Regions from separate parts of the Homo sapiens genome. Here region 2 is linked to region 1. Evidence: chromatin contacts called from ENCODE Hi-C data. All regions are on one chromosome and are shown on one strand. Each heading gives the region's core, a stretch centred on a gene start or an enhancer-like site at or near the end of the contact. The rest is flanking DNA. Distances are from core to core; before and after follow the strand shown. Region 1 holds the start of DDX59-AS1 (DDX59 antisense RNA 1). Region 2 holds the start of IPO9-AS1 (IPO9 antisense RNA 1).

Region 1 (6,853 bases), core at 4,354-6,853:
GTGGAATTGTCTGTCTCCCTCCTCCACCTGCCTGCTGGAAGCTTGGTGAGGGCAAAGACTATGACTTCCTATTTCATCATTATATTCCCAGTTCTAGGCACATGGCAAATGTCGTAAATCTGTTGAATGAGTAAATAGTTCAATTCTTAGAATTTGAATACTTGGTCATACTACTTATCAGGAAAAGATGCCAAAGGCAGAAAAAGTACTGAGGTCCAAGTTCTGATCTGATTCATTGTGATGATACAAGTGGAAAAAAAAAATCAATGGCAGTTAAATACTATTAAACTGTGCTTTCCTGTATCCACCTTGATCAGAATTTATACGGGCTTTCCAAGCCTCACATATTAAAGAGTAAGGAGTAGCTATAAACTAATACGTGTGAGACTGAAGTTTCCCAAGATGAAAGAATGCTAGGCATTATTATTTCTATACATGTTTCAACAGCACATGAGAATAACATACAGGTCAGCTCACATTATTGCAGCATTTCCTGTTCTAAGACACAGCTTAAGGCAAACTCTTAGAATGGTTATGTAGGATGTATGCATTCCACAACTCTTGTCTAATTGAGTCACCTTTGTATACTTTCCCATCCCTCCCTGCCATAAAGCATATTAAAATTGAATTAGTAACGCCATCTGTGATTTCCATGTGACCTACTATAAATAATGTTTTCTGTGGCCCCACAATTAAAAGACCATCATAAAACCATTTCCGTGAAGATCTTTTGTGAAGAAAACAGAAATGGGAGTTTAGATTAATTATACTGTGCTCTGGTGCAACCTAAGAGGAAACCTGATTCTGAGCTTTTTGATTAAAGAAAAGAGTAGGAAAGAGCCACAAGTGAGACCTGAGTGGCTCTGAGGTTTGACTTATTAACCTTGAAAGGTGAAGAACTTGATGTTAAAAATTAGGTTTCATCCAGCATCCTAACTCATATGTAGAAATGAGTTGCTACTCACTAGGCTTCATTCATTCATTCATTCATTCATTCAGAATGAATCATCCTGCTCATCAAGATTGGCTACTTTTCCAAAAGTAACAATAATACAAACATATAGCAAAGGTCTAAAGCTTCCATAAGAAAACTAAGGAAAGTTGGGCACAGTAATGGAACACATGAATGTGAGTTATGTCTAAGGTTTCCAACAGATTAGGAAGTTTAGGAACACTAAAAATGGTTTTGGAACCAGGTTTCCTGATTGAAAGTTAAAGGGATATGGTTTTATACTTACATAAAGAAAAGCTTGAAGGCAGTGTAGTCTAGTGGATTTAGGAGACAGACCTGGGCTTCAATTCCTGCTGTGCCACTACCTAGCTGTGTGACCTTGGGCAAGATGCTTAATTACCTAAACCTGTTTCTTCATTAGTACGATGGGGATAAAATGCCTACTTTATAAGATTACAGTGAGAATTAAATATGACAATGTTTCTAAAATGCTTTGCACAATGCCTAGCCATAGAGAGTCTAATTAAATAGTAAGTATAATCATGGAGCTCTCCAGTGAAGAACTGGACTGCCCTGTAAGGTGGGAAGCGCCCTGTCTCTAAAAGCATTCAACAAGCCAGTTGGTCCTGTAGCAGGGTGCTATAAAATAATTCCTCCTACAAGGGTATGGAGAGTAGCAAGGGGTGGTGATTGGACTCTGATGAATGCATTCAAACCTAAGATTCCATGACACATTAATGCTTGAATTGCTTTACAAATATTGATTCTAAAATAAAATGGCCCCCAAAATACACAAAACTAAAATTGCTGGACTACAGGGAAAAATGAACACATCTACCTTTATAATGGGAGACTGATTGCTTGATCTATTTTATCTACTAACAGGTAAGAGAAATACTGACGGGGAAATACTGATGGGGAAATCTGAACATGAACATTAGTAAAGATATAGAATATCTGAAATACCAAGCTTGATTTATTTGCAAGTATCATGTATCTATCTAATGGTGAATAAACATTCTTCTCTGGTTTTAAAAATATATGAAAATTGACCATAGACTAGCCATAGAGCATTATCGGGCTACTGCACTCCAGCCTGAGTGACAGAGGGAAGACCCTGTCTCTTTAAAAAAAAAAAAGGCCGGGCGCGGTGGCTCACGCCTGTAATCCCAGCACTTTGGGAGGCCGAGGCGGGCGGATCACGAGGTCAGGAGATCGAGACCATCCTGGCTAACACAGTGAAACCCCTTCTCTACTAAAAAATATAAAAAATTAGCTGGGCGTGGTGGCGGGCGCCTGTACTCCCAGCTACGCAGGAGGCTGAGGCAGGAGAATGGTGTGAACCCGGGAGGCGGAGCTTGCAGTGAGCCGAGATCGCCCCACTGCACTCCAGCCTGGGCGACAGAGAGAGACTCCGTCTCAAAAAAAAAAAAAAAAAAAAACAGAGAAAAAAAAACACTTCATAAAGAAAATGAAAAGATCTTGGACTGAATCCTGGATTAGGGGAAAAAAATAGCTCTAAAACACCTTAATGGAACAACTAGTAAATTTTCAATAAGGACTGCATGTTAGCTACTCGTACTTCATCAATGTTAAACTACCTAAATTTGAGCCAGGCCCAGTGGCTCATACCTGTAATCCCAGCACTTTCGGAGGCCAAGGCAGGTGGATAGCTTGAGCCTAGCAGTTGGAGACCCCCGTGGGCAACATGGCAAAACCCCATCTCTAACAACAAAAAAATTCTCTCTAACAGGTGGGGTGTGCCTGTAGTCCTAGCTACTCTTACTTCATCAATGTTAAACTACCTAAATTTGAGCCAGGCCCAGTGGCTCATACCTGTAATCCCAGCACTTTCGGAGGCCAAGGCAAGTGGATAGCTTGAGCCTAGCAGTTGGAGACCACCGTGGGCAACATGGCAAAACCCCATCTCTAACAACAAAAAAATTCTCTCTAACAGGTGGGGTGTGCCTGTAGTCCTAGCTACTCGGGATGCTGAGGTGGGAGCCTCACTTGAGCCCGGGAGGTGGTTGCAATGAGCCGAGATCGCACCACTGCACTCCAGCCTGGGTAACAGAGTGAGACCTTGTCTCAAAAAACAAACAACCTCAACTGGAACATTTTTCTGTGAGTATAAAAGAGAATATCATTGTCTTTGGAGACACATGCTACAACTTACTCCTAAATGGTTCAGAAAAAAATATATATCTATAGTATACATATTTTATATATATAATCTCTCCTACACACTAATATAGCAAATATAGCAAACTGTGAACTTATGTGAAGGGTATACAGGAGTTCATTAATTCTGAAACTTTTTGATAAGGTTGATTTTTTCAAAATAAGTCAAAAAATTTTTTTATTTGAAAACACACTATAAACAGGGAGAAGATATCTGCAACACCTACAATTAACAAAAGAATGTTTCATTATATATACATATATACATTATATATACATTTATATATGTACACACACACACATCCTTAGAAGAGGAAGAGAAAACATGAATGAATAACATATTTCAAAGTGCTCAGCCTTATCAGTAATTACGGAATGCAAATTAAGACAAAAACATGGTATTTATTCTGGGTAGACTAGCAAAAAGTAAGAAGTGTGAAAATAACGAGGATTTAGAGAGAATTGTGGTCGGTACTGGTGGCAGTATAGATTGGTACAACCACTTTGAAAACATTTCTGCTTTATCTTTGAAAGCTGAACAGCCCCCATAGCCTCTGATGCCGCAGTGCTAATCCTAGGTTCAAATTAGAGTCCAGCGCATGCACAGAAGGTGAACAAGAATGCTCCTACTAGCCTTATTAGTAATTACTAGGGGCAGATTCAGGTTTTATGGGGTATGAGCTTATATAATTGGAAAAGAGGAGGCTTTTAAAGAAAAAGATTCAGAATGATGAATACAAATTAGGTTCAAAAGTGACTAATTTTTATAATGGCAAAAGAAATTACAACAATTAGAAATGTCACAAAACCCAGGAAAAGAGTTCTGTTATAGGTATGTGACCTACGAACTTGGGAAGTCTGATACATTTAGTCTGTGTGGTTCCCATCAATAAAGAAAATACTTAAAGTGCATTTATAATCCTATCCGCTACAGTATTGAATACATTCCTGACAGGAGAAAACTTCCTTTTGACTAGGCAGTAAGAAATAAATGTTCTGTTACTACACGTAACAACTTGGATGAACCAAAAAAACAAATGTTGAGTGATAAAAAGCGAATTCCAGGCTATATGTATTTTTATAAAGCTCAAAAAGAAGAAAAATACACCAATACACAGGAATGCATCCAAATATGATAAAACCACTAAAAATGGCAAAGAGGGACAAAACTGAAGATAGTGGTGGTGAGCTAAGAGGCCAGGAGTAGAATCCTGGAGATGCATAGATACATGCTAAATACTGATAACGTGGTGGAGTGATAGTTTCATTAGCATACTTTAAATTTTACATATTTGGTAAATATGCTCTTTTGAATGCATCGACTATTACACTGAAAATATTTTTAAATACTTAAGGCACCTGAATATAAGCTGGCTTCCCTCCTTCCTCTCCCGTGCTGTCTCCTCTCCCCCATCACTTCTCAACTACAAGCTGCTTGGGACACGTGGCTCCAGAGGTTGGCAAAACAGGGAAATGTCAGCCCACAAGGAACAAGAACCGTGACTTGTGTTATTTTCTTGTTGGTGTTGGGGTGGGGGGAGGGGTGCGGTGGTGCAGGAAATATTATCCAGCTTATCATATATGCCACATCAAGCTGACTCCGTTTAAATTTTGAGTGGCTCTACTAGCTAAAGCCAGAAAAGGGTTTTTGGGCCCAACGGGCAGAAGTGCCCCTCCCTTTTACACTCACACTTCCCACTTTCTAAGGGTGCCAGGCCCCCGCGCCGCCCTCCTGCTTCTTTCCGGACGGTCCAACTCTTTTCCACCAGTCCCAGCCCATTCGATTACGTAAATTCTTCCAAGAGGATTCCCAAACGTGCCCCTCCGTCCAGAACTCGCCCAGCCCGGACCAGTTCCGAGATTTACCACCAGCCCAGAGCTGGGCGGGGGCGTGGAAAACGCGAGGAGCCTTCCCGCCCCTCTCCTTCTCCCTCCCTCCCTCCCAAGCCACTGCCGGCTCCCAGCCGAGCTCCGCCCCCGCGGTGGCCCCGCCTCCCCGCCGCCCGGAAAGCGGGCTGCGGCCCCCTCCCAAAACCCGGGGAAGTGGATTCTACTCTACGCTCCGCTCCGCTCCGCTCCGCACCACCAACCCCGGGCCGCAGTCCTGACGAGCGGGTCAGGGCTTGTCGGGCGGAAGCCTGGCCTGGAGCCTGGAAGGGGGAGACGGCCCGAGCGGGAGCGGGAGCGGACGCGGCCTCAGTCCTGCGCGGGTGAGCGTGCCCCGGAAGCTTGGGCCCCTGGCCGCCCTGGTGCCCCTTCTCCGGGACCTGGGGCGCTAGGCCGCGGCGGCAGAACTGGTGCCCCTGCGCGGCCTTCCTCCCATCCTTACAGTTCCCCGTGTCCCAGGCCTCTACCCGGAACCGGAGCCCCGCCCGTCTCCTAGCAGCTCCGTGACGTGAAGCGCCTCGGGGTGCGGTGCCGCCGGGCGTGGGTGGGAGGCAACGCCCGAGGGGAGGGCCCGCCAGTGCACGGGGGTGCGGGGCGCGTTGGCGAGAATTGGAGGCCGCGCCGCCGCCAGCCGTCCGCCGTCCCGCCCAGCAGGAGCACGTTCCCTTTCGCCATTGGAAGACTGAGTTCCAAGCTTTTTCCTGCTCACCTAGAGCCGTCCCTGCCCCGCCCGCCACCCCCTGTACATTTTCGGAGATTTAGGATAGTAATTCTAGACCCTCGGTTGCATTTCTGTTGGAATTTTTCTGGAAGTTGGAATCTGGCAGTTTAAACAAAGAATTTTTTTAAGAAAAATATTTATTAGTATATTTGATAGTCCCCAGATTAGGTTAAAAGCCTTATTCCCAATAACTGTAATTTTGCAAAGACATGTTTTTGGTGTAAAAAGGTATAGATATGGGTTGATGAAAAGAATCAAACTCTGAAAAATATTTGAAGAGATTTATTTTGAGCCAGATTCAAGTGACCATGGCCAGTGACAGTCCTCAGGAGGTCCTGAGAACATGTGCCCAAGGAAATTGGGGTACAGCTTGGTTTTATCTATTTTAGGAAGGCGTGAGACATCAAATACATTTAAGAAATACATTGGTTTAGTTTAGAAAGGCGGGGCAACTCAATCGGTAAATGTAAACGTTATCTGGTTGAGGTTATCTAAAGACCTGGGATCCATAAAAAGGAATGTTCAGGCTAGAGATAAAGGATTGTGGAGACCAAGTTTTATTGTGCAGAGGAAGCTCTTAGATAGACTTTAGAGAGAGCAGGTTGTAAATTGTTTTATATTGGACTTAAAAGGGTGCCTGGCTCTTAGTTGATTATCTCCTGGATCTGGGAAGGAAGGAGGGAAAACAAGGGGAGATGGGAATTCTCACCAAATGCAGATTTTTCCTGCAAGAGACTTTGCAGGGGAGTTTTAAGGTACGACAAGGAAATATATTTTGGGGTAAAACATTTTTATTTTCTTCCTTGTTAGGCCAGAGTCAGATTGGAAAGTAAGTCACGATATACAGGGTTAAATAAAACCCATCTGATGAGAATTTATGGTTTGTAGGGCATGACTCTCCAGACCCCTTAGAAAGGAATTTGGGTAAGATAAAAAATTAGAGCTTAGTCCTCGTATGGTTGAGAGCTTGTGCTCTGGATCCACAGTGCCAGGGTTGTAACACTTAAGAATTGTGTGAGCTTGGACAAACCACTTAATTTCTTTTCTTTTTTTTTTTTTTTGAGACGGAGTCTTGCTCTGTTGCCCAGGCTGGAGTGCAGTGGCGCGATCTG
Region 2 (6,853 bases), core at 2,633-5,132, 1.2 Mb before region 1:
ATGGTGAAACTCCATCTCTACTAAAAATACAAAAATTAGCCTGGCGTGTTGGTACGCGCCTGTAATCCCAGCTACTTGGGAGGCCTAGGCATGAGAATCACTTGAATCTAGGAGGCGGATGTTGCAGTGAGCCGAGATCATGCCAATGCACTCCAGCCTGGGTGACAGAGCGAGACTCTGTCTCAAAAAATAAAATTAAAAAAAAAAAAAAAATCATTCCAGGACACCAGGCTGATGAAGTAACCTATCTTATCCTTTTCAGATTGACACGCTACATGAATCAAATGGATCTCTCACATACACACACTTCCTTGGCTTAAGAGAACAGGTGCCCATTCTGGAAAATGTGATAATTAATTATAGGCAATTTATTTATTTATCAGAAAATATCAGCTGGTACACTAAATGATCAGGACTACTCTAGGCTCCAGCAATCTTTATTTTCTAAGATAACTGCTTCTTAAAATCTCATCTATAGTACAATTTGGTCACAGCATGTCAACTTCTCTTGCCTGTCCTTTTAACAGGGAGTTGACAATTGACCTGTGTCCTTTCCCCATAAATTAGATATTCTTCCATTTAATCTTCAAGACAAGGGATCATCACCTGGTAGCCAAGGAAGGTAACAAATGTTTTTGGCAAAGGGAACGGACCAGTTAATCTTAAAGACCATGTGGGATCAGTCTCCTATGTGATGGACTAATAAACAGCTCACAAAGACAGTGTGGTTATTTGAGAGGACAGAGGGAGGACTAGATCTGGTTGTCACCTGATCCTGGGCCCCATGGAACCAAAAAATGATCAAAAGATTACCAGAACACAAATAATAATAGACACCAAATCCCAGATTTCTCATTAACTTCAAGTTTTAAGAGTGTTTCCGGCCTGGCCGGTTGGCTCATGCCTGTAATCTCAGCATTTTGGGAGGCTGAGGTGGGCAGACTGCTTGAGCTCAGGAGTTCAAGATCAGCCTGGGCAACATGGCTAAACTCCGCCTCTGCTAAAAATACAAAAATTAGCCAGGCATGGTGGTGCATGCCTGTAATCCCAACTACTTGGGAGGCTGAGGCACGAGAATTGCTTGAACCTGGGAGGTGGAGGTTGCAGTGAGCTGAGATCATGCCACTGCACTCCAGCCTGGGCCCTGGACCACAGAGTGAGACTCGGTCTCAAAAAAAAAAAAAGTGTTTCCTAGAATCAGAAAACAAGGTTCCTTCTACCAGGGTAAAACTAAAATGTGGGCTGGGTGCAGTGGCTCACGGCTGTAATCCCAGCACTTTGGGAGGCCGAGGCGGGTGGATCACCTGAGGTCAGGAGTTCGAGACAACCTGGCCAACATGGTGAAACCTCGTCTCTACTAAAAATACAAAAATTAGCCAGGCATGGTGGCAGGTGCCTGTAATCCCAGCTACTCGGGAGGCTGAGGCAGGAGAATTGCTTGAACCCAGGAGGCGGAGGTTGCAGTGAGCCGAGATCGCACCACTGCACTCCAGCCTGGGCGACAGACTGAGACTCTGTCTCAAAACAACAACAACAACAACAACAACAACAACAAAAGCAAAAAACACTAAAATGTGAAGCAACACCAAAGAAGTGGAAAGTAGTTTGCAAGAATGGCTCATCTTGCTCTGTAGGGCATTCTAATAGGAGGAACCATGTCCTGCCAGTTTCATCAGGCCAGATAGTTGGCTAAATCCCGGCTGGAAAGCTGGGTTCTATGTTTTCATGTAAAGAAGGGTTGAGGCTGGTAAAGAAGCAGCTACTATATTGCACCATGTTCAGAAAACATCTGAGAGATTCAGACAGAGTTTAAGGTGGGAGGTACTCTGAACCCAATGTCAAAGATAACTTGTTAAAGGCCACAAGAGGAAGAAAGCAGACCGCATCTGAGGGAATGGACCGCCATTCTCCACCTTAAAACAGGTACAGAAGGGGGTAAATCTCTATAGTTTTTTTGATAGACATTAAGGAGCCAGACTACTTAAAAGACACAAGCAGCCTCCAAAGGGTCCGAAGCATTGCACTAAACTCCAGAGACTGATCCAACCCTCTAACCAAATCCAAAACCTGAGTCATATGCTCTATTACTAGATCACCAATATCAGGTCACTGCATCGATGCCTTTCCATACTTTTCATTCTCATAGTCTGCCCAACAGCACATTACCAGTAAGTTATGGGGGTCGGGGGGCAGTCGATCTATTTCTCATCAGTGACTTAGATCAAAATTCTGTACTTCTGAAATTTAATTTTTCACTTAAAGGCTCAAAAAGATGCCAGGTGTGGTGGCTGAGGCCTGTAATCCCAGCACTTTGGGAGGCCTAGGTGGGAGGATCGCTTGAGTCCAAAAGTTTGAGGCTGCAGTGAGCCATGATGGCATCACTGCTCCAAAGTCTACACGATAGAGCGAGACCCAGTCTCAAGAAAAAAAAGATGAATAAAGTGAGGAATCAGAGTTTCAAAAAAGACCTCGAGAACTTTATAATTGACTTTGCCCAGATGAGACCATGGCATTTGGCTAAAGTTGAAAAGATCAGAGCAAAAGTGGAGTTGTTGTAAGACAGTTTAAATACAAGTCAAGGTCCACCTTTCATACAAAGGTGCCAGACATGCATTTGGAGCACCAGGAGCACTGGGTACCACTCAGGGAAGGTTTAGTTAAGATGAATTTGCACCAGACTCTCAAGTTTTATTCAGGTGACAACTTGAATGTGATGAGGTTCCTTTGCTTTGTCACTCTTCCTTCCTCATACTCAAGGGGGACAGACATTAATGTGCATAAACGAATTTTATTTAGAAGCCGCTAAAAATTCCTTTAGATTAGTTTATACATGGTTCTCAAACAGCTTTCTCCTAACCAGTGGTTTCTCCTGTATAGATCTGATATTTTATAAAACAATGACAATTACAAGTGGGCCTTCAAAATGGTCCTTAGCCTGTTAGATCCCAAATCTTAACATATTTCCAACAGAAGAAAATTTGTTTTCAACAGCTCTTTCATACTGTGAAAGAATGTAAACTAAATTTAAGAGAGATTTGTTCTAAATTCTTTTCAATAGAAATACGTCCAGTAGGAGAGCTAACTGAAGGTTTTGAATATGATGGGTGTGTGATGGGACAATTTCCCATATCTCTGATGAAGTATTTAAGTGGTGGTGGAAATATTCCTGAGTTGGGAGATTCTGAGGATTTGGAGTTCCAGTGAAGCTCTGACCAGATATATTTCTTACACAAAGACCAAGAAGATTTCTCCTCCTGTTTCTGGATTAAATTGTTCTTTGTGGTAGCTACACTGGACCCGGTGAAAGGCTCACGCGGCAGGAAATTGATAGAAAATCTCGAACCAATGGTTTATTTTCTTCTCCATCACTTTAAAGCACACAATAGAGGACGGAGACAAAGAATCAAAAACAAAGGATGATCAGTTCCTCCAAACAGAAATGCACAAAGGTATTTAATAAGGGCAAATTATTTTTAAAATAAACGTTAAGTATGGTCAGGACAGTGAAGCAATCGCATATGCATTTAATTTCTGGGAAAACACGAAGAGTACAAACAACTAGCTAGGTTTATAACTCAGAGGCAGAAACTTGTTTGATGACATCTATTAAGCTTTGATAGCCGCCTTTTCGAGGCCCTACCCTTCACCACTCCTACTAATAGCTCCCCCTACTCTTATCCCAGTACAATCCAGCTGGTGAAGAGAACAGCGAAAGACTTTGGTCCTGGACTCAAAAAATATTTCCCCGACCGCGCTACTTCCTCCAACAGCACCAAGTCTAGCTCCATCTCCGTCCCCTGCAGATTCTAGGCTCCATCTATCTTTTCAAGTCTCCACCCTCCCTCCCCCACTCCCAGGCTCCACCTCCCCCGACCCTATCCTTCAGGCGCGCCTCTCCTCTCTCGGACTTTCACAACCACCAGCGACATCAATCTCTCGCTTCCTGCTCCACTTCTCGGCGCCCACATCTCCAACTGGCTCAGGCTCCCCATGTCCCCAGCCGGTACGGAGCTGCGGTCAGCGGATTGTGCGGCTGAGCCATCCTCGTGACGGTCCCGCCTCACTCACCCTCCGTCACCTCCAGCACCTTAATCTGTTCTTCAGCAGCCGCCCGCACCTCCTGTACTGGGGATAGGATCCCGGTGAGCGTATCCACTAACGCTTCCTTTAATCCTTGTGCCACTGGACCCGGCAGCCCGGAGGCCGCACCAGCTGCCGCCGCCGCCGCCATCTTTTCTCCCCTCAGCCCGCCAGCCCCGCGGCCGGGACCCGCCACCGAATGACGGCCCCCGCGCGCGGCCAATCCGCGAAGCCGCGCCTGCGCACCAGAGGCGGGCGGGAGCGGGCGGAGGGCGGGGAATGAATCTAAGCCTCCAGAGACAGCGCCTCCTGCTGCCTGAACGAGAACTGCACCTTTCTCTGCAAGGATCTCTGGATTTGTGTGAAAACTGAGCCCCAGACAGGTTAAGGGGCTTTCCTAAAGTTGCACAGTAAGTTAGCAATCTCATTTGGAATAAAGTTCATGATATATGACTTTATATTCATGCATCTTTCAGGTGTTAGGAGAGAGGAGGCGGGATGGGAATAGATGTAGAGGGCTTTAAGGAGAGAGGTCTGGGTCACAAATAGCCCCTATTTTAAACCACATTCTTTTCCCCCCAAACACTGAAAAAAAGTTGGCTCAAGTGACTCTCTTCATCTTAGCCTCAGGAATCCAAAGAGGGGGGAAAATAAACTAAAGCAAACTGGGAAGTGGAAGTGGGAAAACCACGGCCCAGTCCCTTGGTTTTCCAGCCTAGATGAGCCCAACCTCAAAGCTGGGAAGTGGCTGGGCAGGGGAGACACCGGCATGTGAAAGGGAGTTTCTTCCAGAGTGAGTGTTGTATGTGACTATTTGAGAATGAATCCTATTTGTTGAAAATGTATAAATTTTTTTCCCTGAGAAATTATGGCTGGACATTTAAGGGGTGCGAGAACAAGAGCAGTTTGATGATATGGTTGTCAGCAGCTGGTCGTGGGAAATGGCCTACGGTGCAGAGCCGCTCCTGAATAGCGGAGCAGGTGGAGAGGATGAGCGCTCCAGTGAGGTGTTAAAAATGCAGGGTGTGGCGAGGCGCAGTGGCTCACGCCTCTAATCCTAGCACTTTGGGAGGCCGAGGCAGGAGGATCGCTTGAGCCCAGGATTTCGAGAACAGCCTGGGCAACATAGCGAGACTTCGTCTCTACAAAAAAATACAAAAATTGCCCAGGCGTGGTGGCGTACGCCCTGTAGTCCCGGCTGTTCGGGAGGTGGAGGTGGGAAGATCACTTGAGCCCAGGAGGAGGAGGCTGCAGTGAGCAGTGATTGCGCCATTGCACTCCAGCCTGGGCGACAGAGTGACATCTTGTCTCAGAAAAAGAAGAAAAAGCAAGATGTAAGCCAAGGCAGGAGGATCACTTGAGCCCAGGAGTTCCAGGCTGTAGTGTGCTGTCATCACACCTATGAATAGCTACTGCATTCCAGTCTGGGCAAGATATACAGACTCTGTCTATAAAAAAAAATAAAAATTAAAAAAAATGCAGGGCAGAGTGGCAAGCATGTAGTGGCAGAAAGGATAGAATGTTGTTGGAATGGGAGGTTCTAGAGCAAACAGAAACAGGTATTTTTTAGTGAGCTGTTCAGGTTATGTGCCTTCAAAATGGTTCCCAGGAACCCTTATCAAGTGAGTTCATTCTCACATGGCAAAGGAAACGAGTTACCAAATCCTAGGTCACTTCCAAGACTGTGGATGCTGGACTGGTAACAATCAGGGATTAAGTCATCTCATCAGAAGATTACTTCAAAAGAAAGCTTTCTCAATTATTTATTTTTGAGTTGGGGGGGTCTTGCTATGTTGCCCAGGCTGGACAGGTGATCCTCCCACCTCAGCATCCAGAGTAGCTAGAACTACAGGTACACCCACTGCAACTGGCTTGAAGAGAGTTCTCAACACACTTGTCACCTCCCATGTTAAGAGGGCAGAGATGAGTTATGTTACTACAATTTCATAGGGAAAAGATTGCTTCTTGGACCCTTCAATTTTGCAATGGGGAATAGTAAGCCTATTTACTTTCTTGAAGTGGCCAAAAGAAGTTGAACTTGATTACAACAGCTTCTAATAGGTCAGTTCACTTTTACCCCAAGAAGAAAATTTAGCAAAGTCAAGAGGGTGGTATGTTTTCAAACACTGCAGCAACCCAGATGGAGGACTCCGGAGCCTTGATGTTTGGGCTGGATGTTTTGAGATCCGGTGAAGGATTCTATGTCCATAATGTGCGAGCAGGGGTTCCTCCCACCCCCAACCATGGGAGTCAGGAGACTCTAGCTTAGGGTTTCAGGTTACTTCTGGGTTAGGCAAATGACCACAAGCAGTCTGGCCTTGCCAATCAAGGAATGGGCCACAAGATAAATGGAGACAGAAACCAGGCAGAGAGGGAGCTAGAGAACCAGTGGACAGTACAGGAGATAACTTTATTGAAACGCAAATGGCATTGAACAGATGAATCTTGCTGGGAGGAGACATGCCAGATGGACAGAGGGCCCAGATTGGGGGTGGCCTCAGTGGTGATGAAGGAAGGCCTCTTCAGCTGGCTCTGGCATGAATTTTATTTTTAAATAATTTGTTATTTAAAATGAATTACTGAGGGGACAGCCCGGCTCTCTCTTCATGATTGTTACCGCAACTATATACAACAGTTTGCTTTCCAGATTCAATTTCGCTTTTTCTACATTAGATATAAAAGGGGGTAGGTTGAAAGAGGGGAGGGTCAAATAAAAAACATAAACACACAGACATACACATATCCTGGTTTGGGATTTTGCACCCAATAACTT

The links. Hi-C counts contacts between places; a loop is a spot of excess contacts on that map. Pooled maps may share reads with other maps.
Region 2: a pooled map shows a loop between it and region 1 (14-fold over the local background). The contact joins the promoter of IPO9-AS1 here to the promoter of DDX59-AS1 in region 1. A Hi-C loop is called at or near these places in 6 of 50 pooled maps.

The regions. Positions count from the first base shown.
Region 1 is chr1:200,668,257-200,675,109 of GRCh38, reverse strand. DDX59-AS1 (DDX59 antisense RNA 1) reads right to left here and starts at 5,603. Exons shown (of 3, transcript NR_110787.1): 1 at 5,488-5,603. DDX59 (DEAD-box helicase 59) reads left to right here and starts at 5,203. Exons shown (of 8, transcript NM_001031725.6): 1 at 5,203-5,343. RefSeq lists a silencer at 5,050-5,789.
Region 2 is chr1:201,826,588-201,833,440 of GRCh38, reverse strand. IPO9-AS1 (IPO9 antisense RNA 1) reads left to right here and starts at 3,882. Exons shown (of 3, transcript NR_046696.1): 1 at 3,882-4,490. It overlaps IPO9 (importin 9), which reads right to left and starts at 4,284. Exons shown (of 24, transcript NM_018085.5): 1 at 4,069-4,284. The coding sequence starts at 4,231. It overlaps NAV1 (neuron navigator 1), which reads right to left. Exons shown (of 34, transcript NM_001389617.1): 34 at 6,472-6,853. RefSeq lists enhancers at 3,985-4,194, 4,206-4,500, 4,657-5,170, 5,171-5,685 and a silencer at 4,245-4,484.